Regions from separate parts of the Mus musculus genome. Here region 1 is linked to region 2. The links are chromatin loops, found by intact Hi-C in ENCODE. Cell type or tissue: gastrocnemius. All regions are shown on one strand. Links, peaks and the distances in the headings refer to the core of each region. The heading gives the core; the rest is flanking DNA.

What was found. Peaks named below come from ENCODE experiments on the same cell type or tissue, not always from the same donor. Only the 100,000 strongest peaks of a DNase experiment are listed, where the experiment ranks them.
Region 1: a loop joins it to region 2, with 1.9 times the contacts of the local background. A loop is called at or near these places in 15 of 42 quality-filtered maps.

Annotation. Positions count from the first base shown.
Region 1 is chr5:111,924,608-111,940,231 of GRCm38, forward strand. It overlaps Gm36794 (a long non-coding RNA gene), which reads right to left. Exons shown (of 5, transcript XR_880587.2): 3 at 11,952-12,026. Among named protein-coding and RNA genes, the nearest start is that of Gm42156, 12 kb to the right of the region's middle. In gastrocnemius, for the core only: a CTCF peak has its summit at 7,326 (motif pointing right); DNase peaks (open chromatin) are centred at 7,318, 10,492, 10,922 and 11,320.
Region 2 is chr5:112,144,474-112,160,097 of GRCm38, forward strand. It overlaps 1700016B01Rik (RIKEN cDNA 1700016B01 gene), which reads left to right and starts at 11,754. Exons shown (of 2, transcript NR_166436.1): 1 at 11,754-11,881. In gastrocnemius, for the core only: no CTCF peak of the experiment used is centred there; a DNase peak (open chromatin) is centred at 9,485; H3K4me3 peaks cover 1,341 bases; H3K27ac peaks cover 1,808 bases.

The DNA of each region.
Region 1 (15,624 bases), core at 3,992-11,991, 220 kb before region 2:
GGAGGAGAGACACACCCTTGGCTAAGCATACAGGCATTAGGCACCATAGACTGGCATGGTGTGAGGGGCCATGTCGGCTCTATGGTTATCTTTAAGCATAATCACAGAAGGCAAGTGGGACTTGATGAGTTACTTGACCCTGCATAGGAACAAGGGAGATGGGCCAATGGGCTGGCAGAGTAGACAAGTGGCAAATTTGCTGATGGCAAGATGGCAGGGAGGGTGATGGCAATCAGGTGACCACACTGGATATGGCCCAGGTGCTATAGACAGGCTCAGGGCTCACTCAGTCAGACTACAGGCTCTTGAACATATTTGTGTGCAAGACCCTAGTTCATTACCTTGATGGATAGATAAGTGGATGGATAGATGGATGGATGGATGGATAGTGGGTGGATGGATAGATGAATAAATAGATGGATGGATGGATAGTGAAGGGATGGGTGGGTAGATGAATAAATAAATGGATGGGTGGATGGATGGATGAACAGTGAATGGATAGATGGATGGATGGATGGGTGGGTGGGTGTGTGGATGGATGAGTAGATGGATGGGTGGATGGATGGATGGATGGATAGATGGATAGATGAATAAATGGATGGATGTATGGGTGGGTAGGTAGATGGGAGTATGGGTGGATGGGTGGGTGGGTGGATGGACAGACAGATGGACAGGTGGTATGGGTGGATGGGTAGATGATGGATGGATGGATGGATGGGTAGATGGATGGATAGATGGATGGGTGGGTGAGTGGAAGGATGGATGGATGGAAGATGTATGAACAGATGAACAGACAGGTAGCTTAATGGATGGTAGAAAGAAAAAAGGACAGATAGAGACAGTAGGTGGATAGATTAAAGAAGATGAATGGAAGAAAGGTGGAATGGAAGAAGCAAGGGTGTGAAGTGTGAAAGGAAGGGAGGGTGATGAGGCCATGAGAGCCCAGGCTGTACAGGACCAGAGGGAGAGGTGGGGAGGAGACCAAGCCTCACTGTTCTGTGATCTCTGCCAGGCAGGACATGGGACTGGGATGCACTCACTGCATGCATCGTGGAATGTTACCATATTTCATTCATTTCTCCTCCAATTAGGTAAAAAGCCTGTTCCATTAACAGCTACCCTTGCAGATCCAGACAAAATTAACTCCTGGTGCCTCATCCCAGCAGCAGGGCAATTGATTCCTCCCCATAATCTGCTGATTTCATTAGCAATACATTTATTTGGTACATGCATTTTGCCATACTGCTGCAAGGAAATGGCCCTGCAAGGTACGGGCTGTGGGGGGAGCACTCGGAATATTAACCAAATCGCTATTGCAGCTATTGTGGCGTTGCTTAAAGATCATATGTAAATCAAATGTCAGGGGAGAACACTGGAGCTGGGCTGTCAGGAAACAATTTAGCAGTGGTTAAAGGCACAGCTCATGGCTGGGTGAATCGTGAACTTTGGGAATGGAAATCTAGGCTGGCTTCTACTGTGGAGCCAATGAGACCTAGAGGAGAGAAAATGGGGGCTGGGAACCAGGGCTCTCCGTAGTCTGCAACAATGAAAATCAAACAAAAAGAGTGTGTGCTTTTAAATATTTACATATATCTGCACCACTGAGTTCCTGATGAGGGGCTTGGACTGTGGAAGAATCCTACCATCCTGTCTGCCTTGCCCCAGAAACAGGAGAGGTTAATTCCATGCCATGGATAATCAGAGGTGTGGAGAAAGGGAGTCCAGAGAAAACATGCATGATGCAGGCGTGACCCAGAACATGGGACCAGAGATTCTGCTCTTGGCAACTGACACTTGCCATTTGGTGTGTGTGTGTGTGTGTGCGTGTGTGTGTGTGTGTGTGTATGCACACATGCGCACAAGCTCATGTGCACACACACAAGCGCTCAGATGTGTGTGTGCATGCACATGCATTTGTGTATGCACATGTGTATATGCTTTCTATGTCTGTGTGCACATGTTTGTGTGCATGTAGGAACGTGTGTGAAACTAAGCACGTGTGTTGTTCTGTGGTCCATGCTCAGTCCCTTTTTTTAGAGATTTCCATCAGAAAGGGATTGCTAAGAAGGTTCCCAAGCTCTGAATGGTAACCAGGAAGCCTGTGTGCAAATCACAGGGGTCTAGGTGGAGGGACCTTCAGAATTTTATGTGTCTCCTGTACCCACTCAGTGTGCCTGTTACCCCCTGGGACAGTGGGGATGCCCAACTTCCAGAGCTTCAGAGTCTGATTCTCGCAGACCTTTTCTGTGAGGTCCACTCCTGGAGAGATTGCTTCAGGACCCAAGCCCTGACATTAGCAGCCAGTTTATTGGCTTCTCCAGGCCTCTTGTGTCCCGGGCTTGCAACTTCTGTGGTAACAGAGACAGGTGAGAACGCAGTGTGTCTACACTCAGAAGGCAGCAAGTGCCCCCCCCCCCCCATCACAGCCATCTCCTTCTGTCCTCTGACTTTGTCCCCATGTTTTCCTGGGAGGGTCATATAAAGCTGATTTCGATCACGTCCCTATGAATATGGGCCGGTCGTAGGCAACCACTTCCCAGGGTCCCCAATTCCCCCAGGGAAAGTCTTCTCCCTTGGAAAGCCATTAAGGATTTAATTTCTTATCATCTTCTAGTTGAGCCAGCCCGAGTGTTATGAATAATATCCTATTAGCAGAGACATTCAAACAATCACCGCTAACATGTTCTCAGGAGCGATGATGGAGCGTCCTCAGGAATCACCGCTTATCTACAGCCCCTCTCAGCACACACTCCATCACGCCCGGCATGGGCAGCCCCTCGGCTGTCTCAGATCTCAGATCAGAAGAGCTCAGGGTGGATGCCTGCAGATGCTGATGTAGGCAAATCCTCAGGCTGTGGGCCCTAAAGCACAGGACGCCCCCGGAACACACTCAAGCCATGCTGGGAGACCCAAAGTTACAGAAAAACAAGGACCACAAACCCTTAGACAAGAGGCTAAGCCAGGCAAGGTTGAACATGGGGAAGGGATATCTGAAGCAAACAAAAACAAGCTGGGCACAGTGATACCCATCATGCTAGCTATTTAGGAGGCTAAAACAGAAAGGTAGAAAATTCTAGCTCAATCTGGGGTCTGGAGTGAGTTCAAAGTCAGCCTAGCCTACAAAGTGAGTTCAAGGCCGGCCTGGTAATCCCAGCACTCCTGGGAAGGCTGTGGCTAGAGAATTACAAACTCTGTGGACTACATTATTGTGAGCAACCACCCTGGGGCAAGAGGTCTTATCTTAGAAATACAAAAATAATTGAGAGTCAAAGGTCCCTGAGATGGGTGGTGCTCCCACAAGGTGCTCCATTCAGTTCTCTGGCCACAGAGGTTAGAAGTCAGAGAAATCTAGCCCCTTCTTGTCGATGCCCAGGATCCAGGCTATTGCAACAAGAGCACCCATTTGTCTTCTGCTACCAGCAGGGACTCCTCCACCAGTGGGAAAGACAAAGACCTCATTTCTCAAGTGGCCATGGTCCCAAAAGCCATTCCTCAGCCATAAGGGTGTGTTTGTCTACTCCCAGGAGCTTGCCTATTTTTTTCTGAGACTCTCAGAGGAAGCCACAGCCATACACAAGTATAGACATACTCTATGCAGACAGGCTTCCCTGTCTGTTTCATGGAGTAGCTCTTCCAATAGCACCTCTGCTGGTACTGTGTACTACGTACCTCTACTGCTACTGAGTACTAAGTACCTTGGAGCCTGACCCCATTTGACCCTCATGGTTACACTTCATGTTACCATGGGGCCCATGAGCCCAATTTTCTGAGCTACCAAGAGCCCGTTGCTGGGCCTGATTCAGAGTTGTCTGTCTTAGTCAGGGTTTCTATTCCTGCACAAAACATTATGACCAAGAAGCAAGTTGGGGAGGAAAGGGTTGATTCAGCTTAAATTTCTACATTGCTGTCCAAAGGAACTTAGGACAGGAACTCACACATGGCAGGAACCTGGAGACAGGGGCTGATGCAGAGGCCTTGGAGGGGTGCTGCTTACTAGCTTGCTCCTAACAGCTTGCTCAGCTTGCTTTCTTATAGAACCCAGGACTACCAGCCCAGGGCTGGCCTCATCCACACTGGGCCCTCTCACCCTTGATCACTAATTGAGAAAATGCCTTACAGCTGGATCTCCTGGAGCCATTTCCTCAAGAGAGGCTCCTTTCTCTGTGATAACTCCACCTTGTATCAAGTTGACACACAAAGCTAGCCAGTACAAGGTCTTTTCTTGTGTGATCTCACACTCCTTAGTCTTTGGGGCTGACGAGGACCCTCTCTAGGCATTGGGTGCAGTGCCCAGTTACAGTGTAGAGGTAGTCAGATTCACTGAGTCCCAGGATTAAGCCCAATGGTAATTTTCCACCCGGCAGAGACCATGAGCTGTAATTTCTTCATGTAGGTGAATCTGGGAGAGAAGGATCTACCATCTACAAAGCCACCTCGTAGAAAAGCCTATGAAGCCCCGGGCCTTTGCAACCATCCAGACTGTTTCCTCCATCCCCGGGTGACCATCCCATAGCTTCCCAAGCGCTGGAGTTACAGGCGGGAGCCAGCACACCACGTTCTGATTTCATCCCAATCAGGTGTCATATTTTCTCCCCCCCCCCCAAGGGAACACTTGGGTGAGAATACAGCCAGGTTTGAAGCTTCCTCCTGTCCCGGTGCAGGCTCCTCCTCACCCTCCCTTCCCACAGCCCCAGTCTTGTCCTGCTCTCTGCCCTGCTTCGGAGCAGCTGGGGAGAGGGCAGTGTGGAGACACTCCCTCCTTGGGCCCCTTGCATGCTTAAATGCTTTTCTTCTGTTCTCTCTGACCTTGGGTGGCTGCGGTCACATAAGCGAACAGCGATAGACTCTCCGTCACCGTTCGATGCCCAGGGGAATGGTTTAAGGCCCTCCACTGAGGTATTTTTATGCAGACCATAATTTCCTTTAAGACCTTCACTGCGTCCCCACAGCCTCCCTGCCCTTTCCTCCCAGGAGCGCGCTCAGAAGAAAAGCCACCGCTAATGAGGGGACAAAGGTTTCCAGGCAGGCCCACTGCCTCACCCCAAGCTTGTGCAGCTCTGTTGTAGTGGGGTCCCCATTCTGCTCCCCCAGATTTCCATCTGGAAATGAGGGTAAGCAGGGCCTGCTCTGGGGGGCCCAGGACAGGGAAGGCAAGCACCGCCCTACGTTAAAATCTAAAGACAGGGCAAGCACGGGGACACAGGACACAGCAGGATCCAAGGCCCCAGAATCCTGGTTCTGTGCACAAGGCCAAACTACCATTGAGCAGGCATTGAGAAGAAAGTTCAAGGCTGCCCATGTTTGTGATCTTCTAGGGCTTGCTGCTGTTGTGGGGTCAGAGGCCAAGTCCTTCCCCACTGTGCCTCAGGTTCTCCTGGTGTCTTTCCTTTTTGCCCTAAACATTTACAGTTCTCCCCATCACACACAGCCTCCCTGGGGAAGTTTGCCCACTGCCGGGTCTAACAATGACTTCATCGCTGTCTCTCTGCCACAGTAAATGTGATCTCCACTTATCTCTGTGTGTTGACCCAGCTGGACTTCTTATCTTGTAATGACCTTGCTCACCGATGCAAGTACTCTTAAGCATGTGCTGACTGACTGACTGACTGAGTTGGGACAGGGTCAGAGCAGATATGGAGGTTCAAAATTAGGATGAACTAGTTAAATTCATCTTCAGATACAAGCTCTCAAGGGCATCTGTGACAAACAAAATCTAAGTGTCTTAAGTGCAGCACTGTGAATAGCCATCTCAAAGCCCGAGTGCAAGAGGAGTGTCAATAACACACTCACTAAAACAGTGTGTGGAGACTGCTGAGGTCTTTAGTGTCCCTCGTATTTTGTCCCAAGTCTTACCTTGTTCCTGCACTGGCTGGTTCCTACCCCCATTCTCCCACCAAGCACATCTGGGACCCCAGGTGAGATCATTGGCCTCTCTGGTCCTCTCTGTTCTCTTGGGGGAAACTGGAATGGTTTTAGTGAAGTTCTTCATCTGAGTTGGCAGAGAAGGGGCACCAGGATACCACAAAGACACGGATGTGACACTCTCTGGGTAAGGAAAATGAGCTCCTTGGGTCAAGTCATGGTTTGTGAGGCACAGTGATGGGCTTTGAACACTCATTTGTGCGATCCTGGAGTCTCCCCAAGGCCACCTGTGGCAGTGAGTTAAGCCAACAGGGGAGGGGTGAGGAGCCGATGGACTGGGATTCAGGCACCAAGGTCCCAGCTGAGGCCCTTCCCTCAGTCACAGTGGTGTCTGGAATCTTCAGAGACTTCTCTCTCACAGAGTGAGATAAAAGGTAAGTGAACTGCAGGTTCCATAAGCCACCCACAGTGAGCCACCCAGGAGATGCCCACCCTCCCTCACACAGCCTCTCACCTTCTGCTCATTGCCTGTAACTTCTCTGATGTGTGGCTCTCCATAGGCCTCTTGCAAAAACGGAATAGTGAGGGAGGCCTTGGGGAGGAGGGATAGATGTTCTCCAAGAAGAAGTGCTCTGAGGCAGTGTGTGTGTGTGTGTGTGAGTGTGTGTGTGTGTGTGAGAGAGAGAGAGAGAGAGAGAGAGAGAAAGAGAGAGAGAGAGACAGACAGACAGACAGACAGAGACAGACAGAAAGAGAGACAAAGACAGAGAGACAGAGACAGACAGAGAGAAAAAGGGAAAAAGCAAGTGTGCGTACATGTGTGAGTATGTGTACACGTATGAGTGTGTGTGTGTGAATAGATGTGTGTGAATGAGTATGTGAGTATGTATGTGCGAGTATGTTTGTGTGAGTGACTGTGTGTGTTGTGAGCACATGTGTATGAGTGTGTGTGTGAATTTGTGAGTGTGTGAATATATGTGTGAGTGTGTGAGTATGTGTGTATGAGAGTTTGTGTGAATATGTGTGCTGTGAGTATTTGTGTGTGATGTGTGTATATGAGTGTATGTGTGTGTATAAGTGTGTGTGTGTGTGTGTGTGTGTGTGTGTGTGTGTGCTCCCAGCTAGACTGGTGCTCACTATGTAGACCAGGCTGGCCTTGAACTCACAGAGATTTTCCTGCCTCTGCCTCCCAATTTTGCTGGGAAAATGTTTTAAAAACCACCCAAGATGTCCAGCCTCATTGGTTCTCATGAGACAAACGGTGATGTGGAAAGAACTGACACTGTAAGGTCAGACGTGCCATTGACTCTGCTGCACACCCTTGCAGAGCCTTCCTAGGGTACAGCATTCACTTACTGAAGAGAAGCCATGGGATTACAGTGACCATGGGTCCTTAAAGCACCCACAATCCGCACTCTATTCTCAGGAACCCCAGGTGGCACTTCCCATGCTCTCCTGCAGGGGGCGATTGTTTCCACATTACTTCCTGGGTCTGGAGTTTTGTTCTGCAATGTGCTGGCTAAACAAATGCCTGAAGGTCCCAATGTTCTCAGTGTTCACATCTGTAAAGGGGGATGCTGGTGACACCTATGGTGTAGCAGAGCTCACAGAAGAGGAAGACAGGGCAGCACCTGGCTCTGATGAGGGTTCTGGAGACCCAGATGTCAATCTTACTGGTGTGGGTAGATTGGAAGCTTTTGTCTGCCTTTGCTGTCAGCTGCATGTCTAATCAAGATTGTGCAGACTGTGTTGACAATAACCAGGGAGCTAGAAGGGAGAAGAAGGTCTGCCTGGTGAGGCCTGGGAATGATACAAAGTGAACACAGTCACAGACTGCTCACTAGACATGACAATGGAGGGACGGAGAGGAAAACAGAAGAGCCAGCAGGACACAAAATGCCAGGGCCTAGACTGGGAGGGTCCCAGCTGGGGAACAGGGGCAGCAGTGTCTGCAATCCTACAGAGTCAGGAGTGACCATCAGTGATCCTGTAGAGCCAGGGTCTGATGAGTAAGTATCATGCAAATCTTCAGACTGGTCACAAGAAAGTTAGAAATTGGTGGTGTGTATGCTTTGCGCATGCCTATGCATTGTTTCTGCAAGGTTGTTCATATGTGTGAATGTCTGCAGATGTGCACACTGTGTGCGCTTGTGTGACTTTCCTATGGTAATGTAAATGGCTTCATCCAGACAGAGCAGCAACAACAGCAGAGAGCACTTCATCCAAGTATGGCTTGGTGAGCCCGTCAATTTATTGGAGTTGCTTACAGAGTGTGTGTAACTCAAAGGCAGCTGCCTCCCCAAAACCCTTTCCAGCATAGTAGACACACAGATGAATGGCAGCTCTGGAGCCTGGCATCTCAGAGTCTCCTCTCCCCTGCCATCTTATTGCTTGTGCAATCTTAGGGAGGGGCCTTGTGAGTTCTGTAAGTTTCAGGGCTTTCCTGAACTTTGTGAGTTTCCCTCTTGCCCTCTCGCCTCCAGGGGAGATGATTTCAGCTGAGAGGAAATTACATCCAGCAGTACTTCCAGCAGAGGGCGTCCTGTGTGTCTCACTGTGAGGCTTACCACACGTGCTGTGTGGATCTGCATGCATGCCTGCCCTCTCTCCAGTTGGCAAGAAGTCCGATTTCTGAGGAAAGGGTTCAGAAAAGGACATAAAATGGCCATGAAAACAGCCTAGTACTTTGTCTGTGTGCTCACTGGGGTGAAGCGGTGGCTTACATCTCCCCAGGAAAAGGCCTGTATTCAAGTTCATGTCTAGAACAAACTATAATCTGGAATGATACCTCACTGTCTATCCTGATGGATTCCTGAAGCTCTGTACCCCCACCCCAGCTCTGACTGGACAAAGGCCAGCACCCAACATACACCATGCCACTGACTAGGGAAAGTGTCACGTTATGACTGAAAATGATCACTCTCTGCCCTTAGCTATCACTTGAAAAATCCTATTTTGGAAGGCAATATCTGGAAAATACACGTGTTGTTTGGTGGTTTGGATGGAGGCCCTTGAACGAAGCCTCAGATCTGTCATGATATTTACTCTCCCTCAAGGGATGGAAGACCCTGACTTCCATGTTGGATGCCTCCCCTGCTCAGGGGAGTTCTGCCTCCGCAGGACCTGACACCCGCCAGGGATTCTCTCAATGATGCCCAGCCTACCCAGTTCACTCAGACATCCAAGGCTTCCTAAAGCACCTCTAACACCACCAATCTCTGCCAATTCCAATAGCAGACAGGAAGCCCAGTTCCACTGTCTCTCAGCACCGCCTTGTGCAAATGCAGAGAGCTCTGAGTGAGGCGTGGGTTGCTAGGGAGGTCAAAGGCCAGAGACACATGGACCCTTGTTCTGACTAGAGGCTGAGTGAAGTCCACACCACAGATGAACAAAGGCCTGTCTTCCTCCCTCCTTTCTTCCCTCCCTTGCTCCCTCCCTTCCCCCTCCCACCTTTTCTCCCTTCCTCTCTGCCTTTCCTCCCTCCCCTATCTCTTTCTCCTTCCTTCCTTCCTCCCCCTCCTTTCCTCCCTCCCTCCCTTTTTCCTTCCATTCCTTCCTCCCTCCCTTCCCTATCCCTTTCTTTATCCTTCCTTCCTGTCTGTCCTTCTGTCCTTCCCCCTCCCTCCCTTTCTTTCTTCCCTTCCATTCCTTCCTCCATCCCTTTCCTCCCTTACTCCTTCCCCTCCCCTCACTTCCTTTCTTCCTTCTTCCCTCCCTTCGTACTTCCTTGTTTCTTTCCATTAGATGGCTTTTCCTAGGTAGACCTAAGACATCCCACAGAGAGCTTGGGTGTTGGCGGGGGAATCAGAAGCATGGTTGACCCAAGGCTGCTGTTGCACTGAAGAGTCCAGCCACAGCGTGGTAGGGGCAGCGGCCACCCAGTCAGCCTTCTACCTCTGATATAAGCTTAGGGTGGGCCTCCATGAGGAACTACTGAAGCCATGGACGACATGACTCTAACAGAAAATGTTCACAGGTTCAGTCTCATGATGTCTCCTGACCCAGTCACAGATGCTCTGATAACCTTCTCCGCAGAGGATGTCCCTGCACAGCTCACGAACCTCCCGAAGGCAGGAGTATGGTGCTCTGGGTACGTGGGGCTCAGGGTGCGAGACACTGTCTGGGTTTGTATGACACCAGAGTCTTCCAGAGAAGCCAGGAGGACAGTCTGCTCCAAACCAACAGGGGTTCCTACCCATGGGTCTTCGGCCTATGTGGGGACATGGGGCGCTTTGCCCACATAGTGGGCACACAAAATAAATACAGTCAGAACCACATGTGGATCACCTAACCATGCCTCAAGCGTGGGTCCCGGAATGAAGTGGGCTGAATGTGAAGACCTGAAGGTCCCAGGAGATTCTGCCCTCTTTTGCTTCTTCTGTTCCCAATGACCCCTCCCTGCATCCCCACAGGACTCACTCACAGGGTGGGGGGTGATAGAGACTTTGAGTCAGGCCTTCCAGCTGAGGCTTTTTTTCCACAGACCTTTAGCTGGTGGACTTGGAGCAGAGGCTTTGCTGGCTAGTGCTCCCAGACTCTAACCTATGCTCTCAAGTAGTGTGCCGAGAGTCCGCCATCCCCATGTCCTGAGCACGGCTCACTTACCATCGCTGTACCCAGCTACAGATGGGGAGACTGAGGCTGTAGGCTATCCTGTGGTATACTAGGTATACTTTCCTGGTGGGCCAGGAAAGGTAACCTGGGCCTAGACTCCACCATGGACAGGCTGTCTTTCAGTACTCTGTGTACCAATGCAGGAGTACTGACTCCATACCATGTAAGTACCACTCCCCCTCCATGATTCCTATCACCTTGACTTCCTGTGGAATCGGATCTTTACTGGCACCAACTCATGAGGGGTGACGGACAACAGAAAGAGAGGACTCAGAACCCCTGATGCCTTGGAACACCAGGCAGGCTGGCACCCCAAGGACCCTGGGCACAGTTCCCTGTGTGCCTGCCTGGTGCCAGCAGGCAGATGGGTCTGTTGGCCAGTCTTGCCAACCAGCCAGCTGGCCCTGAGCACCTTGTGGTTGGCACCTCAGCCACTGGGATGGGCCATGGGCCTGCCTGCAATAGGCATGGGGCTGGCTGTGTGGAGCAGATGGGCCGGCCGCTCCATTGGCTGTCCACAAAGCTGCCAGCTGGCTGATGCCTGGGCACCTCTGGGCTGGCATCACCATCAGGATGCTGCTGTGTTAGCTTTGAGGGATGGGCAGCTGGCACAGAAGCATGCCTTGGCCCCTCCCAGTTAGTCTGTTAAATGCCCCAGGGTCTGGGCTGTAAGGGAACAAAGCCAGGTTCTACCAGGCTGGATGTGGAAGAGGACAGATCTTCTGTGCTCTGGAATTTGCCTTGGTTTTGCACAAGGACAGGATTCCAGGGGACAACCCACATCCTTGTCATCGAATCTAGCACCCCAGCATCACTCAGCTGTCAGAGAAGCTATGTCCCCTGCCAGCCCCTAAGGCTATGCCAGCCCTCCATCTGCCCCTGGTCAGCTGGCAGCCTGTCTCTTCTTCAGTTTGGCTATTTAAAAATTCCACTTCCTTGGACAGAAGAGGCCCAGACTGGGGATGCTCTATGGAAACCCAGGGGAGGGGGAGTCCCTCACAGCATGGGATCCAACAACTATTCCCTCTTCCCTCTGACCTCTGACCTCTGATATGAGCCAGACACTAGCAGCCTGGAGAAGCCAAGGCACCTGTCTCTAGTTAGGGTTTGCCTGCTGTGAGCAGACACCATGACCAAGGCAACTCTTATAAGGACAACATTTAATTGGGGCTGGCTTACAGGTTCAGAGGTTCAGTCCATTATCATCAAGACTGGAACATGGCAGCACCCAGGCAGGCATGGTGCAGGAGAAGCTGAGAGTTATACATCTACATCTGCAGGCCTCTAAGAGAAGACTCACTTCCAGGCAGCTAGGATGAGGGTATTAAAGCCCATGCCCACAGTGACACACCTACTCCAACAAAGCCACACCTACTCCAACAAGGCCACATCCCCTAATAATTCCACTCCCTGGGCCAAGCATACACAAACCATCACAGCACCCAACAAAAACACACAGTGAAGATGCTCCTTACTTGATCAGTGGTCGCCCAGACATCCAAGGAAATATGGTGGCTTCTCCACAAATGCATATCACCACCATGTATTCACTGAAAGGAGCAGAAAAAGATTTTAGGTTGGGTTCAGTGGTAGATCCATTGCTATGCTATGACCTCTGGGGAGAGTCTTCACAGAGACTAAGGGAAAGAAAGAGGGACAGAGTGGGGAGAGAGGGCAGACAGATGGATGGACAGGGGGATTTCACAAGTTGATGCTGACATTCTGTGTACAGTTTCCAGTACTTGAGGTGATGTGATAGCATTAATATTGTCCCCTAAAAGGTCATCCAGGTCCTTACTGCCTGGACTGGAGAGGGAGACGTGATTAGGAGATAAAGCATTTGCCAATGTGGATGACCTCCAGGTACCTAGGGTTGGCCTTCATCCAGTATAACTGCATCCTTCTAAATAGAGTTTCTTTGATACATAGGCACAGACAGAGGATTGGGGGTTAGGTTATGGTGTGTCCTGCATCCACTCCGCCACAGGTCTCAGGTCACTTGAGGAGGTGGCATGCGGGAGTTTTGACTGTGCTTACCCCACACTGGTGCTGGGCAGGTGTCAGGCTATGAGAAGCTGCTGGACACCACTCTGGGGACTGGGGGGGGGGTGCAGTCTGATTTCCTGGGGACCAGTCTGAGCTGGCCCAGAAACAAAGGGGAAAAGAGGGGAGAGCTCCGGCTGGGTCCTGCAGGGTGGAGAGTCCTTGGATTGTTCAACAGGCAACTTGGCTTGGTGGAGGCCATGGCTGAGAGGGCTTCTGCAGATTAGAATGGCTCTTCAGGCGAAGACCTGCTCCATTGCTACCCATGGCAGATTTCGATGAAAGGGGACAGCCCATGGTTTTAAGGCATTTATTGTCATGGCAGAGAATGTGATGAATAAAGCCGTACCCCACTTTCTCAGGGCAGATCTTTTGCAGGGAGGAGTGTCTGGGAAGGAGAGTTTATTGGCTAAGCCTCTCATTAAAATGGAGATCTGTCTTGAGGCTATGTGACCTGTGGTCATGTCCTCTACCTGTGGAGGGGCTTGGGGCACTGCCCTTTCATGACTGATGGCCCCAAATCTATGGAGAGCTGTGGCCTCATGCCAGGAGCCTGGTGTCCAGGAGGGTGGCAAAATGCCTACTGTCCCTTGCAGGGTTATCCCCTGCAGGGTCATCGGGGTTTCAAGCCTTAGCTCAACCGGAAACCAGGCTGCCTTCCATGGTCCTACAATTGGATCTGTAAAGGACACCAAGACCACTATGGGGTGGGGGAGCTAGAAGGACCCAGCAAGGTTTTCCCCATGTTCCACCCTATAAGCCCTTCCCCCACATCCCTTCCCTCCATGCCTCTGCCCATGGTATTCTGTTCTGAAGCCCCAGTTGGGAAGTGTAGGAAGGAGCTGTCTTCCAGAGGTAACCTGTGGCCCAGGTTTCCCAAAGGACTCTGGACACCCTTACACACCAGCACCATCAATGCCTTCCCTAATCCTACACCATCATGTTCTGCATAAAGAAAAGAAGACAGAAACACACAGGGCTGAGCTAGGAGGTGCTGTCCAGGTTGAAAGTTTGAAAACTCAACCAGTCAGGGATAAGCAGCAACTCCCTTTCAATGCTCAGGGTCTAGGCAAGCTGGGAAGACAAGGGGTCTAGCCCCAGACCCATCTATAGTGGAGAAGCTGCTCGACCCTGAAGTCTCCACTGGAAGGCAAGTGAAAATACAGATAAGGCAATTTTTAAAAAACAAAAACAAAAGCAAAACTCATTTTATCCTAGAAATGCACTAGCAGGGCAACCTGGGACACACATCAAATTATGGACAAGTTCTAGCTAAGATGTTGGAGCAGCTGCTCTGCAAAACTGATAAAGGCTGGGGAGATGACTCTGTCAGTAAAGGCACTTGCCACACAAGCGGGAGGAGCTGAGTTCCACCACAAGGAGCCATGCAGGAAGCTGAGTGGGGTGTCCTGGGGTTGTAATTCTGGCTGGGGAGGTGAGGACAGCTGAGTACCTGGCCAGCCTCTTTGCCAAATCCCAGAGGCCTTGTCTGAAAAACCAAGTGGACAGTGTGCCTGACACACTGTACCCAGCCCACACACATGTGCATGCGTGCACACACACACACACATACACAGATACAAACATACACACATATACATGAGTGCACACACACATGCACACATATGCATGGGTGCACACACATGCACCTATACACACCTATACACAATACACATATACACACATACATGCATGATTACATATAAATACACACATACACATATGCACACACATGTATGAGTGCACAGGCATATACTCACATACACATATGCATGAGTGTACACACATGCATGTGTGCACAGAAATACACACATATATACACATACACATATGTATGAGTGCACACATATGCATCTACACACATACACATCTGCACACACATGCATGAGTACACACACACATGCGTGAGTACACATGCATACACATACACACACACACATACAGGAGTAGGACTTGAACTATGGATTCTGTATTTGTAGCTATGCTTTCAGATATAAACACTCTAGCCTGGCAGTAAACACACTGAGCTCTTTGCAGTGAAGGGCACACAGTAGGCACTTAATAAACGTCAGTCAGGTGAAAAGATTGTTTTTCTGTCTCCTTCCTTCTTACTTTGTATGTTTCACATTTTCTCCAAAGTGTGTGGTGTGTTCTCTGAGAGACAAAACACTGGGTAGGTTTTTCTTAAGCTTTGGTGCCAGAAAAATAAACTGTAGCATGAGAAAGAGGAGAGATGACTTTGGATGGAAGCTTTCTGTCGATGATACAGCGCATGTTTCTCTCTCTCCCTCTCCCTCTCCCTCTCCCTCTCCCTCTCCCTCTCCCTCTCCCTCTCCCTCTCCCTCTCCCTCTCCCTCTCCCTCTCCCTCTCCCTCTCCCTCTCCCCCCCCCTTCTCTCCTGCATCATGAGACAGCAACTCCAGAATTCAGAACCCTTCAATGTGAACTGAAGAGACCTTGGAGACCCGGGTCTTCAGATGAGGAAACTGGGCCCCAGAGAGGGTCAGCCACCTGCCCAGGCTGCCACAGGAGTCCAGAGCAGAGAAGGCAGACCCTGGGCCCTCAATGCGTGACTGTTTCTATCTCATGCAACCTCTGACAGTGTGGTCATGAAGGAAGTGCACATGCTGTTTTAGTCAGGGTTCCTGCATAAAACACCATGACCAAGAAGCAAGTTGGGGAGGAAAGGGTTTATTTGGCTTACACTTCCATACTGCTGTTCATCACCAAGGAAGTCAGGACTGGAACTCAAGCAGGTCAGAAAGCAGGAGCTGATGCAGAGGCCATGGAGGAATGTTTCTTACAGGCTTACTCCCCCCTGGCTTGTTCAGCTTGCTTTCTTATAGAGCCCAGGACTACCAGTTCAGGGCTGGCCCCGCCCACAAAGGACTGGCCCCACCCACAATGGGCCCTCCTACCCTTGGTCACTAATTGAGAAAATGCCTTACAGCTGGATCTCATGGAGGCATTTCCTCAAGGGAGACTCCTTTCTCTGTGATAACTCTAGCTTGTGTCAAGTTGACACACAAAACCAGCCACTACACATGCTATGAACTCAGTGCCTCTATGCAATGAATGTTGGGGGAACTTGAGAGGCCTGGTCCC
Region 2 (15,624 bases), core at 4,539-12,538:
CTGAAAAGACAGAGTTCATCTCTTGTCATTAGTCAGAGAATCAAACGCAGTCAGAAGGACGCCAACTGGCTGTCACGTCAGCACCATGGTGCAGCTTTAGCAAGACAGAGGAGAGCAGGCAGCCAGAGGCCCCAGCGCCCAAAGAAGAACTTAGTTGCCACCCAAGACACCTCCTCCAGGCAGCACAAGATCTTCCAGTCTCTTTTCCAACATCCCTGCCCTCCTCACCCAGGGGACTTGGTCAGCTACTCTGTTCTGCCCAAAGAAGTATGTCTTCATTTCTTTTCTGTCACTGTGCTGAATACCTGAACAAAAGCAACTTAAGAGAGTAAGGCTTATTCAGGCTCACCGTTCCACAGGGACACAGCCCATCATGGTGTGAGAGGCACAGTGGCTGGAGCCATGGGCTGTGCTCACACTGAACGCACACTCAGGAAGCAGAGTGTGAACAGGAAGTGGGACGGACTGGATAGCCTGAATACCCACCCCTCAGTGATTCACTTCCTCCAGCTAGGTTCAACCCCTGAGGAATGCACACCCTTCCCACACACCACCCGGCCTGGGACCAAGAGTTCAGATAGCTAAGCCTATGGGGGACATTTCACATTCAAACCACAGCACACAGAGAGAGGAGTGATCACTGTCACATCAGGCAGAATTGTGACAACGTGGTACCTTCTGCACATCATTTGTCTCTGCCTCCAGACCAGCAGCACCGGAGAAAGACACTGCTCTTCTATCCCAAGATGTGGACAAAACCTATCCTCAACCCTCAGCCATTACTGAACAACATGAAATCAGCCCTGGGCATCATCAGATCCCCTTATAGATCAGAGATCCAGACACTTGTGTGCATGTGTGTCTGCCACACACACATACACACACACATACACACGCACATGTACATATATACACACATACATACACTAGTGCACATGAGCCCCTAGCCCATGCACTATCCCATGACTTTCACTGTATTTATGGCATATCTCGTAACAAAGGTAATCTCAGGGCTGGAGAGGTGGTCCAGTCTATAAAGTGCTCACTAAACAAGCAAGAGTTCTGCTCCCCAGTGCCTACATAAAACCCAAGCATGGCAGTGACATGCTTAGAAGTCTCAGCACTGATGAGGCAGAGATGGGAGACAGGAGACAGAGAGAGCCTAGAGCTCACTGGTCAGCCAGACTAAGTAACCAGTGAGCACTAGGTTCAGTGAGAGAGACTGACTCAAAAATAAGGGGTGGGGGGAGATTGATGACACTTGATGTCCACCTCTGCCATACACACACACATGCACATGTGCACACAGGCACACATTAGTACACATGCACACACATGCATCCATGCACACATACACGCACACACATGTATGCACATACTCATGTACAACCATGCACTCACACACACATGTACACACACACACACACACACACACACACACACACACAGCAATCCAGAGGTGGTGTGAGGCATTTGGGAAGGTGTGTTCAGGTTCACCGTGGCCAAGCCTGGCAAATCTAATTTTTTTACAGCTGGACTTGTGGTCATAACTGCTCCTGAGATCCTCCTAGTGGTGAGACCCTGAGCAAGTCATCTCTCCATCAGCTCTTCCCCTGCAGAAGGAGGGCTGGCAGCAGACAAGTCCAGCTGTGAAAATAAGAATGCATACCCAACCCATGCAGAGACCGCCTCCAGCAGTTCCTTACCTGTAAGGCACCTGCTGTCACCTCCTCCTGCATGGCATCCCCTCAGCCAGTCCTACCCTCCCTTCTTGGACTGTATCCTGTAGCTGTCCCTGCAAACCAGAGGCACCTCCCCTTCCTGCTCTGCCCACACTGCCCTTGCCTGCTATTGCTGCAGACTACTTACAATCCCTCCAGGTGTCCACAATGCAGGAATGACAGTTGGCTCACAGAACACAGGTCCAGTGTCAGCTAGACATCTCGGCTGCCCACAAAATGGTGTACAATGTTGCAGGGCATGGTGGCACAGGCCTTTAATTCCAACAGGTGGAGGGCAGAGGCAGGTTGATCTCTGTAGAGTTCAAGGACAGCCTGATCTACATAGGGAGTTCCAGAACATTCTATAGAAAGAGACCCTGACTCATAAATAAATAAATAAATAAATAAATAAATAGCTGTACAAAGTCTGTCATCACAAACTGTGAGCTGGGGACAAGACTCATTCAGTAAAGCACTTGCCTGCAAGCACGATGACCCAAGTTCAAATCCGCAGCACCCACATAAAAAGCGGGCCCTGACAATGTACATCCACAGTTCCTGAACTGAGAGACTGAAAGACCCCTGGGAATCACTGACTGATCACCCTAGCCTGGCAGGTGAACTCCAGATTCAGTGAGATTCTCCACATAGATGCTAAGGTAAAGGGCCAGCAAGATGGCTCGGTAGGTAAAGGTGCTTGCTGCTAAGTCTGGTGACCTGAGTTCAATCCCTGAGACCCACACAGTGGAAGGAGAGAACTGACTCTCACAAGCTATTCTCTGATTTCCATAAATGTACACATGTATACACACACACACACTCTCTCTCTAAATAAATGAATACAGTAAAGTAGAAAGAGATTAAGGAATACACCAATGTCTGTGCCTCTGGTCCCCACATGAACACACACTGGTGAGCACACATGCACATATACACACAAAGGTAAACGCACATATACACATACCTGTGAGCCACACATGGGTGAGCACACTTCACACATACACACAAAACAGGTAAACACACATATGCACATACCTGTGAGCCACACATGGATGAACACACATCACACATGCACACACAAACATGAACACAGGCAAACATGTACACATACGTATACACAGAAAAACACTGAAGTCCTGAACCTGGGAGCCTGTGGATGTTCTTCATCTGTGATGGGGTTCTTTGCTGATGAGATTAGAACATAGTGTTCCTTGCTCAAATAGCATTAGATCCCTCATCAAAAGAAAACTTTGGGTGCAAAGAGAAGCCAGGATGGTGTGAAGACATCGCAGTAGACAGGCCATCCTCAAGGCCAGGAGCATCTGCAGCCTGACCTCAGACCCCAGCCTCCAGCCTCAAGGGACTTCTTGTGTAGAAGCCATGGGAGTGGATGGAAGAGACCCTCAGGTCCAAGATCCCAGAAACCCCCAAGCCTGTCTCTACCCAAAAGCTCTGTGAACATCAGCAGCAGGATTGAGTGGTCCTCAGCTGACTCAGCAGGGAGAATGGAGCAGAAATCCAAGGCTTGTGCCTGGCTCAGCCTCTGCAGACGATGCCTTGCGCTTCAGAGCCTCCACAGACTGATGCCCATTCAGGGGCCACCAGTGACTTCACCCAAGGAGGCAGTGTGAGCATAGGAGCCCCTGTGGATGGCTTGTCTCTGACCTCCATGATCAGCACTGAACGTATAATAATCTTTGACTCCCTCAGAGCATCTGTGTTCACATGACTCTGACCACTGCACTCTCTCATAGCTGTACTATTTTGCATCTCACTGGGGAGCTGACCTTGGACCTGCGGTGGCTGCGCAGCACCACCCCTTGCGCCAGCATCCCTGCCCTGAACACAGAAGACGTAAAGTGGAGAATGCTCCACATGCATGTGTCTTCGTTTAATTCTGACATGAGGAGGGTCTATGCTCTTGCAGGACTGTCTTGCCTGCCCCTCCCCCAGGGTCAGCCGTACTATCCCAGTGTGGGGTGAATTGACAGGGCATGGGCATTCCAGATATCACCAGGGAGCAAGGAGGCAAGAACCAAATTCCAGGCTGGTCCCTGACACCTCTTTCTGTGTCCTTGGGTCAACTACTCCTTCAGCCTCAGTGTCCCCTTCTGTAGAATGGGATGGTGCACAGTTCAACTCAAAGGCCTCCTTGGCTGGGTATAGTGGAGGTAAAGGGGGATTCAAACACCCACCTGACCATTGCGACTTCCTGGGGGGCCAGTCTGGACCTGCAGGGGTCAGGTGAGGGAAGAGGAAAGCAGGGGACCAGCTATCCTGAGCACTCACTGACCAGGGCTTTCCAGACCTGTTGCCTCACATTCCCAGGCAGAATTATGGACTTGCATGCAGTACTGTTAGCACACACACAGAGAGACACACACACAGAGACACAGACACAGACACAGACACAGACACAGACACAGACACAGACACAGACACACACACACACACACACACACACACACACACACACGGCCTTGTGCTGGGATCACCAGGCTGCATGCTGGGAACACCAGATAGGCATCCAGCTCTGGAGCCCTGAGTAGGTCTACAGGATTACCTAGCTCTGTGGTTCTCCCTTCAGGAGGCATGAGAGCTTCCAGGAGTGTAGACCTCAGATGGATTTGGCTCCATGGCAGAGGACATGCTTAGCATCTGTAAGGTCCTGGGTACGGTCTTCAACCCAACCACCCAAACACAAAGTGATCCAGCGTGAGGCAGCATGGCAGCCCAATGCTTCCTGACTCAGAGCCTCAGTTTCCAGAGTGGAGAGATGGACTCACTGCTATTCCTATGCCCCAGCACCAAGAAGCACAAGGCAGATACACACATGCAAGGTTCAAAGCTATAGAAAACGTAAATGGCTTGCTGTCTTCAGCCCCCACTGGAAGAAGCAGGCTGAGGCTAGGGCATGATGTCACTCATCTCTAGCCCAGGAGTTGAGCGATCAGAACCTGCTGTGGTCTTGTTCTGGCTCCTGCCCTGTCTCCAAGTGTGGACCTCCATTGTTTCCACAGACTCAGCCATCCAGATGTCATTCACTGAGCAGTATGGAAACTGAGGCACAAGGCCAGAGCATCAGTCAACCGTGAGAAAATTCAGACCGGCTCTTCACTGTCTTACTTCAGCTTCCCTCCATCAGGGCCCAAGCTTGACCTTTGACCTCCAGCTTCCCTGAAGCCCTGCAGACTTGCTTTTCAGGAAGGAAACCAAGGCACATGACTTTCCTGGGCCACACACTCCATGAGATGGAGAAGCCAGGTCCTGCTCCCTCTGCTTCCCTATAGAAAAGCCTCACCCAACCCAGAAGGGTCAGGTACTGGCTCCTACCATGCCGGCAGGGCCACTTCTGGGCCCTGGGCTCTGTTCTTCACAGAATCTTCACAGAGACAGCTCCACAGAGGAGGAAACTGGGGCTCAGAGTGGCCTCCTTCCCCATGGACTCATCAGTGTGGCAGCTATAGAGCCAGACCAAGCCTCAGCTCAGGGCACTGTGGCTGGCTCCCGTAAAGCCACAGCCACAGTGACTCATGGTCAGACAGGGCACTGTGTGCCATCTCAGAAAGTATGGCTATCCAGACAGCACAACTGCAGAAGGCTGAGCCTAGCATGAGCTTGCACTTGTGCATCTGCTCACACACACAACTGCATACACACACATGTGCACACACAAATGCACACACAAGTGCTCATACACTCACATACACATACTCACACAAGTGGATGCACATACAAGAACACATACAAACTCACACATGTGCACACATGTGCATACACACACAAGTACTCATATACACACCCAAGTGTCCATACACAAATACACACACACTACATATGCACATAGGTGCACACTCAAGCTTGTGCAAACACATACACACACATATGACTGCATGCACACATATGTGCATACACACATGTACACACACATGCATACACACAAATGTACACACACATGCATACACACAAATGTACACAAGCAAATCACATACACACACAAGTGCTCATATACTCATACACACATGTGCTCACACACAAGTGGATACACACAAGAACACATACATACACACATGTATGCACATATGCAAGTTCTCATATACTCATACACATGCACAAGTGTTCACACACAAATATGTACACACACTGTACATTGTATGTAAGTGCACACACAAGCACATGCAAACACATACACACACATGTGCATATACATGCATACACATACAGGTTCTCATACACTAATACACACACAAGTGTTCACACACAAATACACATGTTGTATATATGCATATAAGTACACATACAAGTACATAAAAACACATACACATGCATACAACTGCACATACACATCTGCATACACACAAGTTCTCATACACTAATACTCACACAAGTGTTCACACACAAATACACACACATTGTGCATATGCACATAAGTGCACATGTAAACACATACACACACACACACACACACACACACACACACATACATTGTGTACAGATAACAGAGTCCAGGAGGCAATAGCTGGGAAAAGAGATTTCTAAAAGCATGCTGGGGGTTGCAGGCAGCATCCATGAGAACCTGATGAGGCCTTGGTGCGTTGCACATGACCCACGTGTCTGTCTGGCTCACAGTTGGCCCACAGCCACCAAAAAGGATGCGCAGTCACACCAGCCAGCTCTGACCCCAGGGCTTCCCATTTCCCGGCTCACACTGGGTAATTGTCCTGCCACCTGAGGCCCCAAGAGGCCAGAGCAATTTTCTCCTCCTGTACTCAGAGCAGACAGCACCTTGGGCTTCTTCCCACAGCCATGGAGGTGTCTTTCTGAGGCCCCGGTCTGGAGGTGGACAGGGGCAGCCTGAGTAGAGCCTCCTCCATCTTAGTGATTGGAATATGACAAAGCTTTGTATACGAGTCTTGTGGGTGTTTGGTTTGACTTTTTAAACAGGGTTTCTTATGTCTCAGGCCGGCCTCGAACTTCCAACTCTCCTCTCCTGTCCCAACTGAGTCTGGCCCCAGCCTCTGTCTGAGGTTTTCCCAATTGCAGGGAAGTTTGACAACCTAGCACACACCCAGGGTCAGTCCACGGTTGAGCTGGTCTCAAGCTCATCTCTTACTTCTCCCTCACAGCAGCCTTGGAGACAGGGACAATTGTTACCCCCACTGGACAGATTAAGAGACTGAGGTCCAAAGAGCAATAATAAGTTAGGTGAGTCCGAAGAAGGAGTTTCATGGTACTGAACTGTCCTGGGGAAGGGGAAGAGGGTGGGTGCATGGTAGACAGGGGTCCTTCCATAGTTCTGACCCGAGAAGAGAAGACCCACCCCTCAGGGCCATAGGCAAGCATTCTGCTCTGCAGTCATTCCAAGGTGGGCTGTGTGACCTTGTTCCCATGGCATCTCCTCTCTGAGCCTCAGCTGCCTCACTGGGAGCAGGCCCCACTCCTTTTGATGCTCCCATCTCCTGATGAAGATGCCCTTTTGACGCCCCTAGAATCCAAGAAGACCCTGAGGAGTCTTGGACAAAAGGAAACCACTGGACAGGGACTTCCGACCAGGAGTCCCAGGGGCAGATATTGCGAGCCCGTGATGCAGGCTGTGTCGTCTCATCTGATTTCTACGCATCTGCACCATGTTCATACCCTCCTCCAATCTCACAGCAACCTGAGGGTGCATGCCTCCCTGTAACAGATGGGGACCGGAGACCAAGGCACCAAGTGGCCTCACTACATCACCAAGCACAGCCACCCACGTCTGCCCACTTCCACGGTCACTATCCTTCTCTGGAGCTCTCCACCCTGACCAGCCCCTTCCTCATGACCCTCACCCAAGGATAGCAAAATACAGTTTTGGAATCACACACAGCGGGATTCCCTGAGAACACACCACAAGCCTGGGAAATAAAAGACAAACTAGAAACATGAACCCGTACTCTGAAACCTAAAACTTTGATGAAGCAAATGGTGGTACTGTGGACCCAAGAGACATGAGCTGCAAACTCTGTGCCAGATAAGCAACTATGTCCATAATATGTAAAGAGCTCTGGCATTTCAACAATGAGGAGATGCTTGTCTTCAATAAGCAAAAAGTATGAATAGATGTTTCTATTTATAGATTACGACCCGAATGGCAAAAGAAAACAGGGAAAGATGTTTGACATCAGTTGTCAGCAGAAAAATGTATGTCAAGATCACAGTAAGAGACTCCTAGGGTAGTCAGAATAAAATAATCAGATCATTCAAGAAGTAGGAAATGATAAACAGCCTTTTTAGAAACAGGCTGGGAGCCCCTCAAATAATTACATACAGCACTACCATGTGACCCAAAACTTCCCTGACAGACACACCTATCCAAAGGAATGAAAATACACACCCACACAAAAGTTTCTAACAGGGTCATCCATAAAGCCAGAAGGAGGAAGCCATCCACAGAGGAACCCAAACTCGGGACCTCCATGCATTGGACTATTACTTGGCCCTTAAAAGGGAATAAAGAGTTTGGGGTGTATTATGGAATGGATGCACCCTTGGAACACAATGCCAAACAGGAACAAGCCAGACCAGGAAGACCCCACACTACTGGCTTCCACTGTGTGAGATGACCAGGGATACACAGATCCATGGGACAGAAAGCCAACAGGCAGTTTGGGCAGAAAGGAGAGGCACAGAGATAGACAGACAGACAGAGAGAAAGAGGAGAGACAGAGGGGAAAGGGGAGAGGGAAAGAGAGAAGAGAGAGAAGGAGAGAGAGAGAGAGGGAGAGAGAAGGAGGAAGAGGGAGACAGAGAGAGAGAGAGAAGGAGGGAGAGGGAGACAGAGAGAGGGGGGGGAGAGAGAGAGAGGGAGGGCAGAGGGAGAGAGGAAGTGACCACTAGGCAGGAGCAGGTGCCTTTGGGTGTATCCTCCAGTGAGACTATTGAGCAGTTCTGACCATGACTTACTTGTTCACAGGTATGGGGGACAGAAGTGTACACAGGAGCGCGCGCGCGCGCGCGCGCGCGCGTGTGTGTGTGTGTGTGTGTGTGTGTGTGTGTAGTCCCTCACACATGCCCACCTTGTTTACTGAGGCAGGGTTGGGATGGGAGGAAGGTGTCTTTGGTGAAGGTGGATAGCGGATAGCATCTCTCAGTGGCACCTCTGAAGGACCAGCACACCCAGGTGTGTGGCAGGGATCGAACTCAGGCTTTGGCTTCTATAGCAAGCATTTAACCATGGGTGTCTTCTCCCAGCCCCTAAATGTAATGTTAAACAGGAGCGTTTTATGGTGTGGGGCGACATTCAAACATCAATAAACTGGGAGCGTTTGTCTTGTTTCTTTTCTTTTTCTTTCTTTCTTTTTTTAAGGCAGCCCAGGCAAGCTGCAGGGCGTCGCAACTTTGAAACAAACCCTTACAAGCATCAAGTTCCTCTTTAAAATAGACTAAGCCACATGTCCTGTGGCTGGGGCCCAGCCAGCACACAGTAGGTGCTCACCTGTGAGAGGTTCCTCTCATGCTGGGCTGTGTGGCCCAGGAAAGCCAGGCACACACAGCCCCGGACCGACTGGGCAGGGAGCCGCTCACAGCTGGGTGACATAATTTAGATGGATGTCTCCGGCCATGCGTCGGGCAGGGAGCGGGCGGCCCGGGAAGAGGCCGTGGAGGAGCCCATTACCGTACACGTGTTAACAGCGCATCCTTTGTACCGACAGCGCGGGCGGGCGGGCGCGGGCCGAGGCCGCTCCCCGCATTGTCTGCGCCGCGGCCGGTGATGGATGGGCCAGCCCGTCTTGCCCGGGTATCGCGGGCCGACAGCGACACCGCGTGGCCATCATGGGAACTGCAGTCCAAGGGCGTGTGCGCAGAGAGCCAGCACCAGGCTTGCGTATTGCATTTAGCACGTTAAGGGGACCCACAGGCACATGACTTTTATTACCAAACATAAAGCGGGTACAATAAGGTTCAAGTCCTGCCTCCGAGGAATAATAGAGTGGCGTTCAGTAGGAGCCCAGCCCCACATGCGCCAGGCTCTGAGTCCCATCCCCAGCGCCCCCAAATTGAAAATTAAATTGTTATAAGTTGTTTGGTCGGAGTCTGTAGCATGGCTACTTTGCAGAGGTTCTATTCGGTTCCCTGCACCCACACGATGGCTCACAACTGCCTGTGACCCCAGTACCAAGGATCCCACACTTCTTCAGACCTCCATGGGCTTCTGACACACACATGGCTCGCAGACATATTACTCAGGCACACATGCAAGGAATATTTTTAGTTTTAAAAATATAAAAGTCTTTGCTGTGTGCTGGCACTGATCTGCAATCCCAGAACTTAGAAGCAGAAGCGTGCCTACCACAGATGTAGAGCAGGACCCTGTCTCAAAAGTGGTAAAGCAACCGGCTAGGTGAGGTGGCCAAAAGCAATCAGAGAATACTTTTTTAGTACAAATACATCCCCAACTCCAGAACATCTAACTCTCCTTATGAAAACTAACCTTGCATTGGCTTCTCACAGGGCTTTGCTGGGTGTTGTGTGTGTAAGTCTTGCACTGGGGTGAGTTTGGTCCCCACCCAGTCACCAATCTGCTCCCAAGACCATGGAGAAGCCTGATGCTTTGGGTGGCCAGAATCCAGGAGGCAGCCTAGGGCAGCCAGCCTCGTGAAGGTCCGATGAGTTCCAGTTCCTGAGTTGTTCTGGATACAAAACAGCCCTGCAAGGCTGCCGCCCCTGCCTCAGCACCAAAGCAGCCCTGGCAGCCAGGAATGAGGCACTCAAATCCATATACAGGGAGGGTGCGGCAGGGAGACAGGACAAGGGCACCCTAGACTTGACCTCAGTCTCTTCACATGCCAGAAAGTGACTCATGACCAATAATGAAGACCCTTCGGCAGCCAAGCTCCCAGAACAACCACCTTGGTCCTTAGAAATTCCAGATCTGTGTGACTCTGGAAGCTTTCTGTGCTGCTAGAGTCCTCAAAGAGGAGAAGCCTTGATGTAAAAATACCGCCATAAGCCTATGGGCAGTTTTCTTGATTAGTGATTGATGGGGGCCCGCCCATTGTGGGTGGAGCCAGTTCATTGTGGGTGTGGTCAGCCCATTATGGGTGTGGCAATCCCGTTGTTGGTGGAGCCATCCTTGGGCTGGTGGCCCTGAGTTCTATAAGAAGGCAGGCTGAGGGCTGGTGAGATGGCTCAGTGGGTAAGAGCACCCGACTGCTCTTCCAAAGGTCCGAAGTTCAAGTCCCAGCAACCACATGGTGGCTCACAACCACCCGTGATAAGATCTGACTCCCTCTTCCGGAGTGTCTGAAGACAGCTACATATAATAAATAAATAAATAAATAAATCTTTAAAAAAAAAAAAAAAAAAGGCAGGCTGAGCAAGCCATGGTGAGGAAGCCAGTAAGCAGCACCCTCCATGGCCTCTGCATCAGCTCCTGCCTCCAGGTTCCTTCCCTGCTTGAGTTCCTTTCCCGACTTTCTTTGGTGATGGGCTGTGGTGTGGAAGTGTGAGCAGAATTAACCCTTTCCTCCCCATGCTGGTTGTGGTGTCTCATCACAACAACAGTGACTCTAAGATGCTGACCAAGGAGGTGACTAAATCCAAGCAGTAAGAACCAATCAAATGAGAAACAAGTGCTCAGAAGGGCCTTCTGTCACGCCCCATAATGTGCTTGTCTCTCCCAAATCACCCTACAAAGAATTACCCCTACTTCACAGGAGAAAAACTTGAAATTCAGAGAGGGCAAGTCATCGACCCAAGGTCACACAGTGAGTTAGATGTCTAAACTCAAACTCAGCTCTCTAGATGTCCTTAAAATGCAAGGAATTGTCCTAGAAATGACAAGTTCCAGAGAAGGTAAGACACCCACACAGACTAGCCTCTGTTTTGCACCTTAAAAGTAGGTGTCCCCTCCAGCAACCCCTCTCTCTCCACAGCCCTCCCCCACCCCCAGTACCTCCACTCTCCAGAACAGAGATGGTTGCCAAGGAAACAACATTACCAAATAAGCCCCCATTGTCTGGGGCCCTGAGAGGAAATTCATAAGCCCAACCCCTGCTCATTGACCCCTGGTGACCCCAAGGGAGACACCAACCCTCTCTCCGAGCCCCTCCCCAACCCAGCTCAGCTCAACAAAGTGCACCCCAGAGGGGGCCACAGCCAAGACAGAGCTCCCTGAAATGGCCCAGGTAACTACTAGCCTAGGTTCCAGATGCTTACCTTAGTGGTACCAGCACTTATGGCTTTGTAGGTATGTCCTACTGTGTGCTTAAGGATGCCTCCTACTGTGTGCTCATAAAGAGCTCCTTCTGTATGCAAGTGTGTGAATGTGTGTGGCAGGCAGAGGTCAGCCTTAGAGGTAAGCTAAGCTGGCCAGTGAACCCTAGCATCTGCCTGCCTCTGACTCCCTGGCTCTGGGATGGCACATTCACCCACATCTGTCTTTCATGTGAGTTCTGGGGGCCAAGCTCTGGGCCTCAGTCCTGCTGAGAGAAGCTTAAGTAGTGAGGTGTTTCCCTAGCCCCTTCTATGCCAAGACACTGTGGAAGTGAGTCTGGGGATGCAGCAAGCAAGGCTGTCACTCGAGCCAACCCTTAGAATCCAATCGAGGTACACAAGAAGGGAGGGCTGGAGGCATAGTAGGGAGAGGAACTCTTTCTCTGAGACAGAACTGGGCCCAAGGTGGTCAACAGGGCCCCATGCTTAAGCAGCTCGGCCAGCTTCAGAAAGCCCACCTCCGTGACTGCACATTTTCATCCTTGATGCCTGGTGAGGTGAGGTACCACCCATCACCTGGTGCCCTTGAACATGGATCAAGGGAACAGTAAGGAGGGCCCAAAGAGCTTGGGTTGCCCTTGCTGAAACTTCAAGGCTGCCTATTACTGCAGCAGACCCTGCCTTGTGCTGACTGTTGCACCCAGCATAGACACAGATGCGCAGGATGGAACTCATTGGCAAGAATAAGTCTAAGTTCCATCTCCAAGCCAATTGCTGTGGCAAAGGAAGGAAGGAGTGATCTGATTGGCACTGGCTTAGTGCAGGGGACACCTTCCTCCAGATGTGGGGGAGGACATGGCAGAGGGAAGGCACAGTGTGACCAGAAAGGAAACAGCTGACATTAAGGCAGAGCAACAAGTTTTCACTCTGAAAACCTTGCAGCCTGACACAGACCAGAGTGTGAGGGCCATCCTGCAGCCAAGGGCCTTTCAGGAAGTCCTCTGACTCGGGCACAGGCAGCTGGATTTACACAGGAGGATGGCAGAAACCAGGGCAAAGAAAGACTGTCAGCAGGCCCCTGGCTCTCTCGCCTGCTTAGAGCAAAGGTGAAGGGCAGGGGTTGGGGGCAGGGACAGGCCTGGAGCTTTGTCCCAGAACTTATGGCTTTTCCCCATCAGTACTTTCCAGAAAGAAAGAAAGAGGGAAAGAAAGAAAGAAAGAAAGAAAGAAAGAAAGAAAGAAAGAAAGAAAGAAAGAAAGAAAGAAAGAAAGAGAGAGAAGATGGAGGGAAGGAGAGAAGGAAGGAGGGAAGGAGGGAAGGGAGGGAGAGGAAGGAGGGAGGGAGGAAGGAAGGGAGGGAGGGAGGAAGGAAGGAAGGAAGGATGGAAGGAAGGAAGAGGGAGGGAGGAGAGAGAGAGGATGGAGGGAAGGAGAGAAGGAAGGAGGGAGGGAGGGAGGAAGGAAGGAAGAAAGGAAGGGAGGGAGGGAGGGAGGGAGGAAGGAAGAGGGAGGGAGGGAGAGAGAGAGAGAGAGAGAATGAATCTGTGCTGGCTGAGTCCCTCAGTTCCTGCATGGCCAGGTACTGAGCCATGTTTCCAAGAACATTCTGGCATTTCTCCTCTATGTAAGTCACAAGAGGGACCAAGAGGCAGAGAGCTAACTAACTCCATGACGCGTACATGGCCACCAACAGCCTCAGAACTCAAAAGCAAGTGGGTCCCCAGGCTAGCCTTAAAATCAAGATCGCCCCGCCTCTGCCTGGGAGTTCTGGGGGCTACCATACATGAGCAGCTTGACCTCTCGATTTTCAAATGTCCATCCACGGTCTATCTTAAAGGCCTACAGGCATGGAAATGCACACAGGCACAATGATGTGCATCTATAAACTCATCACCTAGAAGGTTGGGGGGGGGGGCACCTGTGCCTGAGAGTTCAAGGCCTGCCTGGGCAACATAGTGAGATGCTGTCTCAAAAGAAAAGGGGAAAAAGAGAAATGAGAACAAGGGAGGAAGGGAGAGAGGAATCGAGGGAGAGAGGGAGGGGAGGAGGAAGGGGGGAGAATTAATGGGGGAGGGAGGGGGAGGGAGGGAAGGAACTGGGGAAAAGAAGCTGAATACCCCTAAGGGCAGGTAGAGACCAAGGAAAACAGTTGCTGGAACCCGATAGCTCAGTGCCCCAGTGGTGTTAGCTGTGGTCTTCCAGCACCTCTCCCTCTTTGCTCAGGGAGGAGTTATTACATGCCATGTGTGCTAAATGGCATCTGAGGGTGAATGGCTGCAAATGTCCTTTCCCTGTCTCAAAAAATCCTCTCCAATCAGGCGCTCACAAGAAGGTCCTGATAGTGGGAGATCCCTATCAAAACTCAGCTTAGATGGGGGTCCCTTTGAAGCCCCAAAGTCTGCAACAAACCCCACCTCAGAAAAAGCCACACACCCTGACCCTGCCAAGTCCCCCTGGGACTCTCATCAACCAGCCCACCACTCTGCTCCCTCAATCCCTGCAGCACACCTCCTTCCTCACACTGCCAGGGCACAGACAGCCACAGGGCCTTTGCACTGCTCTTCCCTCTGCTTAGCAGCCCCATCTCATGTCCTCACCTGCTTTAGATCTCTGTGGTCCCAGAAACTGACCCCAGGATGTTCCAGGCAAGGCTTAGCACTGTGCTAGAGCCCTACCCTCACAAAGCCAAGCCTGTGACCAAAAGTCCCTTCCCCTTAATTGAACTTGACATCCCAGAGCTTCGTGTTTCCATTTTGCCTCATAGCATCTAGGATCATAATTATCTCCCACCCCACCCCCACCCCCACACATGACAACAGAGCCCAGTGAAGCCAAGACTATGCAAATGCGCTCACAATTGACTTCCCAGGGCCTAGGATCAATGTGTGTACATAGCAGCCGAAAAGACATTTATTGAATGTGCACTGACCAGCAGGGGCCACGTTGACCACATGGCAAAATGTGCCTGACACTTTGCTTGCTGTTGTGACTTTCTAATTTCCACTTACTTGTGCATGTGTGTATATGTGTACATGTATGTGTGCACATGTGTGGGGTACATGTGTGTATGTATGTGCACATGTGGTGTGCATGTGTGTGCATGTATGTGTGTACACATATGGGGGTGCATGTGTGTATGTATGTGAGCACATGTGTGGGTGAATGTGTATACATGTATGTGTACACATGTGGGGTACATATGTGTGCATGTATGTGTACACACATACATATGTGTATGTGTACCTATGTTGGTACATATGTATGCATGTATGTATACAACGTGTGGGGGCACATGTGTGTGCATGTGTGCATGTGTGTACACACATGTGTGGTACACGTGTGTGTATTTATGTGTGCACATGTGTAGGGGAGCATGATGTGCATGTATGTGTGTACATGTGGGGTTGTGCATGTGGGGGCCAGAAGTCAGTCTTAAGATTTGTTCTTCTGAAGTCTCACCTTATTTTTTGAGGCAGGCTCTCTGGCCTGGGTCTCCCTGGCCACTGACCCCAGGGATCCTCTTGTCTGTGGCTCCCCACCATGCCTGGTTTGTATGCTGGTTATGGGGATCAGACTCAGGTCTCTGTGCTTTTACAGCAGATGCTTGGCTGACTGAGTCATTTCTTGAACCCTGGTTTTTTCGAGACGTTTGTTTAGAGACAGGGTCTCACTAAATGACACACACACCCCACTGACATGGGATGGCCTGTAGCCC